2 separate regions of the Homo sapiens genome follow, and region 1 is linked to region 2. The links are chromatin loops, found by intact Hi-C in ENCODE. Cell type or tissue: CD4-positive, alpha-beta T cell. All regions are shown on one strand. Links, peaks and the distances in the headings refer to the core of each region. The heading gives the core; the rest is flanking DNA. Region 1 has its middle 6.4 kb from the start of TEX13D. Region 2 overlaps TENM1 (teneurin transmembrane protein 1).

Region 1 (2,925 bases), core at 196-2,695, 400 kb after region 2:
AGTGCTGGAAAATGTCTCAAGTGAAGCTGTAATACCACATATTATTTTGAAGTAAAACAAAGCCAATTTTCCTAGCAACCTTTTTGTAGACTGCAGACACAATTCGGAACCATCTGGCTATCATGGAAGCTTTGGAACCCAAAATGGTATATACTGCACTTCTCTAAAATCCTTTAGCACTCACTGGCATTTAACATGTATTAAAACTACTAGCTTTCTACAGAGGTTGTTCCTGAAATTGTGTTCCCAAGGTTCATAGAATTTTAAGAAGGTAATATTGATTTTGAGGTATTGTCAATTTTACAAAGAGCCTAGTAAAATGGTCCATTTGCTGGGATTAGGCTGCATGTAATAATAATAATAATAATAGTAATAATAATAATAATGGAATTCATTGAATCCTCACCAAAATCCTAAATGAAAAATGGCAAGTGGCTGCTTTTAGGTTAGAATTATATTTGGTAAGAATTTGTATGAGAGAACTTTATAGTTATATAGGTTTCCTTAATTTTAAATGAACAAGCAATCTTTTATTAATTGATGTCATTTGACATGCATACAGAATATTTTAAAAGCTGGCATCTACAAGCAAAAAAATATGATGGAACAATTGATGAAAAGACTGCGAACTGTTTGGTGCATATTTACCTTATTTCTTCTAATAGAATACAAGGTCACTGAGGGTAATAACGATCACTTCCACAGAGTGAAGCATATTGCCCAGCTTATAACAATCCTGCCTTGAATGAATGCTGTTTACTTGATGTGTAAAGTAATAAAATAAGCTAGAGATTTCTAGTGGCATTGCTTACCTTTAAAATTATCACTCAGGATGATATGGTGCTTTTCCACAATTGCTTTATGCCCCAGAGAAGTTAGCCTAGACGGACCAGGATCTGACCTAGTAGAGTAATTCTTAAGTCCATTGAAGAGAGTGCCTCCAACAGTGAACCAAATAGGGAGTTGTGCTCAAAAAATTGTGCTAGGTCTCCTGGGATTATTAATACCCAGTGCAGCAACACTTACTATGTCTATTTCACTATTTCTGAACCCTTTTCTTAAACACCAAAGAATAAACAGTATAGAGAATGAGAAAAATCTGTTCAACAGCAACCTCATAAGGTCACAGGCTAGGGCTGTTGAGTATCATTAAGTGTATGTGAGTTTTAGTGCCAGTGGATGCACTGACTCTATCACATGCTAGAAGTGAAGAAACCACTGAAGAGTGTTGTGCAGCACCTGTACCACATAAGAAGCAGCCGCTACCATTCCGTGTTGAGTCTTTACAAAGCATGTGATAAGGAAGTTATGTGTTTCTTTGCCATTCTGTTGTAGATTTAGCACCATAATGTAAAAAACATCCCCGTTTGGCAACATGAGCCTGAAGTTTTCAAAATCTAATTTTCCCCTCCTTCCTCACTGGAAAAAAAAAAAAATATATATATATATATACTGTATATTGGACTTATACAGCTGCCACCTTATTCACTTAAAACAAAAACTGAATAATTCAGACAGACTTTAGGTAAGCAGTCAAGATGTGTCCTATCTTAATACTAAACTCAGATATAAACTTTTCGTAAGTCCAGTCTGCTGAATCAGCACAAGTCATGCCCACTGCCTAAATCATTGCCCTTATTTTGCAGTCTTGGTGACTAAGACAATAAATGGCCCTACTCAGTGGCAGCCTGGGTTATCGATCACATATCCCAAAATTTGGAATTTTTTTTTTTTATGAGACTGAGTCTTGCTCTGTTACCCAGGCCAGAGTGCGGTAGCATGATCTCAGCTCACTGCAACCTCCAGCTCCCGGGTTCCAGCAATTCTCCTCTCTCAGCCTCCTGAGTAGCTGGGACTAAAGGCACATGCCACTACACCCGGCTAATTTTTCTATTTTTAGTAGAGACGGGGTTTCACCATATTGGTCAGGCTGGTCTCGAACTCCTGACCTCAGGTGATCTGCCCACCTTGGCCTCCCAAAGTGCTGGGATTATAGGCTTGAGCTACCACACCCAGGCAAAATTTGAGATATTCTAAAAGAGCAGCTCCACAACCACCAGACTGCCACTATACCTCAAATTCCCTCCATCACAGTCATTTCTTTGGGTTTAGGTATTATGATCCCTGTTAAAATGCACATGTATCCCTCAGTAAGGGTAAAACCTTAGGTGGTGTGATATGATGGAGAGTACAGACATTGGAACTAGTAAAATTTCATTTTGAAGCCAGGCTTCACTAAGTCCCAAATTTGGGTATTACCACACCTGTAAATTGGGGGCAATAGTACCCACTTTGAAAACTATTAATATGGGTACCTATAATACCTTACAGTCATCAAAAGGGACAATGTCCTTAGAGTACCTAACACATAGTAAGCACTCTAATGGTAGCTCTTACTATGATTAATAATCTCATACACTCATGACCACAGGATCCAGAGCAGAACCCTGAAGATAGAGAAAGGGAACTAATACTTGTGGGGCTCAGAGACATTCAGTAAATTCTTTGGGGTCACACAGCTACTGAATAATAGATCAAGTAGTTGAACTCGTTTTCTCTGTCTCCAAAGCCCAGGTTTATGCCACAGAAACCTGCTGCCTTTTCTTGCATGTATGCAGCCTGGAAGAGAGTAGTGATCTGACAGCCTCAATGATTCATATTGTTTTGAAAAAGGTTGCCCCTGAAAGACTGTGTAATCATATTAAAATATATAAAAGCTATACACAGGGTGAGTCTGTTTTTATAAAGGCCTAAAAGCATGCCAATTAACAACAGAGTCCATTTTGAAGCCATAAAAGAAACAACTATAGTGAAATCTAGAATGACCTGCTGGTATACGAAAATGGATTATGCTGAAACATGTCCAAGTCTCATCTGTATCCCATCTTCCCAAAATTCCAAGGAGCTATCAGCCCACATGAGTAT
Region 2 (2,925 bases), core at 337-2,836:
ATCTAAAGGAATCCTTTTTATAAAATGAATGATCACCACTCCCTTCTCTATCTATCTTTTGTACAATTCAGATTTTCATATAGTGAGTTTATTTAAAGGGAGAGCCACCTGTGCTAGAAAATACAGCCAAGAATTTGTCATGCTCTTGGGAGGCTAATATCGTTTTTAAAAATAAAAAACCATGCCAATGTCTTTAAAATTCAAGTTTGAAGTAAAAAGATTGAAAGAAGTGATTTTTTTTTTTTCTGTGATCAGCCACTGCAAAGTGGGCCTCAGCACAAACCAGCTGAGTCCTTTGCTAGGCATCGAAAGCCTCTGGCGTTTTTCTGCTTTTCAACTCTCAGTCATTTGGGAGGTGGGACAAGGCCATGCTGTCCACAAAGTTTATCCAGAACGTGCTGGTGTTACAAGAAATCACTTGACATCTATTATGTTTCTCCTGTGGAAGAGAGGTGGCTATCAGCTACAATAGTGATTTCTTTTTAAAGGGGTTTAATTGAGGTATTTCTCATGGGCCAAATTCTAACTCACTGTCTTTACGTGTGCCTGCCAGGAAAACAATGGAAAAATACCAAGCAATAGCAACAATAGAAGCCTGAGGACCGCTGTCCCAGGCTGCCCCTCTGCAAACGAGCAGAAAAAAAATCTGTTTCCTTGCTGCCTAAGCTGCCGCTAACATGGCAGAGCTCCTAGAAAGGTGTGGCAAAGGAAAAAAGTTGCAGACTGTGCTTTGCATGACCATGGAAATATGTATAACAACTTGAACAAACTTCTTTTAGCCTACCTTTTACAAGTAGCACTCTAGTTGGGGGGCTGACAAAGAGATTAGTTTCACACAGCCAAGCGACACACTCGTGAGCTGTTTTTCTAAAATATGGATTTGCTCCCGTATAGGCAAGCTCACATCCTTTCCTGAGGTAAGCCAGAAGGTGGCCTTATATTTTTATTTGAAGTGCCGAATGATTTTCCTTGCAACAAATTTGTGCCTTTTACTAGCATTTTCTGAAGTGAGAATTTTGCAACTGATGGAAATCAGCTCACTTCTGTTCTGTAACTTGGTGTCTTGTTGATGATTTATTTGTTCAGTAGCAGAAACTATGACAAATGGTGTGAGGCGGCCTCATTTACTTTTTAGCTGCTATAGCCCTAAAGAATTTACATGTAAATGCAACTGTGAATGTTTTACATTTCATAAGCATGCTGCACGTGCTTTTGTAAGTTAAGTGGCATTTTTACAGATAGACTGAACTTAAAACAACCTCCCTCACCCCACAGGTTTTATTATCTGAAATCCTGGTAAGTCTGTCATGCTGGTTTCCCTGACTGCCAAGTGGGAGAGTAAGTCTCTATTTTATGTTTCTCTTCTCTCCTCTTTAGATGTGCAGAGCAGCCCACACAACCAGTTCACCTTCAGACCCCTCCCACCGCCACCTCCGCCTCCTCATGCCTGCACCTGTGCCAGGAAGCCACCCCCTGCAGCGGACTCTCTTCAGAGGAGATCAATGACTACCCGCAGCCAGCCCAGCCCAGCTGCTCCAGCTCCCCCAACCAGCACGCAGGATTCAGTCCATCTGCATAACAGCTGGGTCCTGAACAGCAACATACCATTGGAGACCAGGTACTTGAGCTATTATTGATCCCACTAAACTTAAGTATTGGCAGAGGATGGTTCTACTGATTGCAGAAACTCATTTCATCACACACATCTGCAGAGACACACAAATGCACAAACCGATACACACCCAGATGCATGGGCAAAAAGGAAGACTCCTTCACAGGCGCAGATGTGCAAACAGACACAAACATCTAGATCCAGCCACAGCCACAGACCAAAGCAGATACACGTGAAAAGATGAAGCCGCAGATACATAAACACCCTGCTGTCACATATCCACAAAAACATAAAACAAAGCAATTATCTAAGCTGTCACTGCAGCCTCAAAGTGAAAGGCAATTGTCCCTTGTTTTAAAAAACTGCAGTATTACAAGAAAACCCAAACACAACTGGAGGAGGAGTGATCATTTCTATTTTATTTATTGTAAGATTCTTTGAAAAAATAAGTTGCCTTCAAACATTAAAAAAAAAAAGGATCAGCCTCATGTAATGGAAGTATATGTGTAAGTTTAAAAACTAAATTCTGCCTTTAGGGTGAAGCTTTTGGTCTTTTGAGCAAAAAAGTTTGCCTCTGTTTTTCTTCACATGTTTAGATTTCTAGATTGACTCCTCAGAGCTTTGTCATGATAAAAGTTCTACTCTTTGCAGTTCTAGGTCCCTTGATCATGATAGATTTTAGCACCAGATACAATTAATAAAGAAATTATTCATCATTTCTAGTCACTTTCTTAAATCAAACATTACAACTTTATATTGACATAGAAAAACACTAACTAATAAAACATAGATTCTATTTTCTTTGAAATTCAAGGACTTCCCCTTGTTTTTTTGTGTGCCTTATTTAGTTCTACAATGGAAGCTTTTATTTTTGTTTTATTTTTATAGATTCGGGGATACATGTGCATGTTTGTTACATGGATATATTGTGCAGTGGTGAGGTTTGGGCTTCTAGTGTACCCTCACCTAAAGGGTGAACATTGTACCCAATAGGTAATTTTCTAACCCTCACTCCCCGCCCATCCTCCCTTTTTTGGAGTCCCAAGGGTCTATCATTTCCATTTTTATGTCCATGAATAGCCATTGTTTAACTCCCAGTTATAAGTGAGAACATGTGGTATTTGATTTTCTGTTACTGAGTTAGCTTACTTTGAATAATGGCCTACAGCTCTATCCATGTTGCTGCAAAAAACATGATTTTTTTTTAAGGCTCTGTGGTACTCTATGGTGTATATATACCACATTTTCTTCATCCAATTATTCATTGATGGACACTTAGGTTGATTCCATGATTTTGCTCTTGTGTATTGTGC

What was found. A loop is a pair of places that touch in the nucleus more often than their neighbours do. Peaks named below come from ENCODE experiments on the same cell type or tissue, not always from the same donor. Only the 100,000 strongest peaks of a DNase experiment are listed, where the experiment ranks them.
Region 1: it touches region 2 in a loop (4-fold over the local background); 1 of 110 quality-filtered maps calls a loop at or near these places.

The regions. Positions count from the first base shown.
Region 1 is chrX:124,337,610-124,340,534 of GRCh38, reverse strand. No RefSeq gene overlaps it. Among named protein-coding and RNA genes, the nearest start is that of TEX13D, 6.4 kb to the right of the region's middle. In CD4-positive, alpha-beta T cell, for the core only: no CTCF peak of the experiment used is centred there; a DNase peak (open chromatin) is centred at 1,244.
Region 2 is chrX:124,735,650-124,738,574 of GRCh38, reverse strand. It overlaps TENM1 (teneurin transmembrane protein 1), which reads left to right. Exons shown (of 35, transcript NM_001163278.2): 7 at 1,378-1,618. Among named protein-coding and RNA genes, the nearest start is that of SH2D1A, 390 kb to the right of the region's middle. In CD4-positive, alpha-beta T cell, for the core only: no CTCF peak of the experiment used is centred there; DNase peaks (open chromatin) are centred at 1,474 and 1,814; H3K4me3 peaks cover 1,147 bases.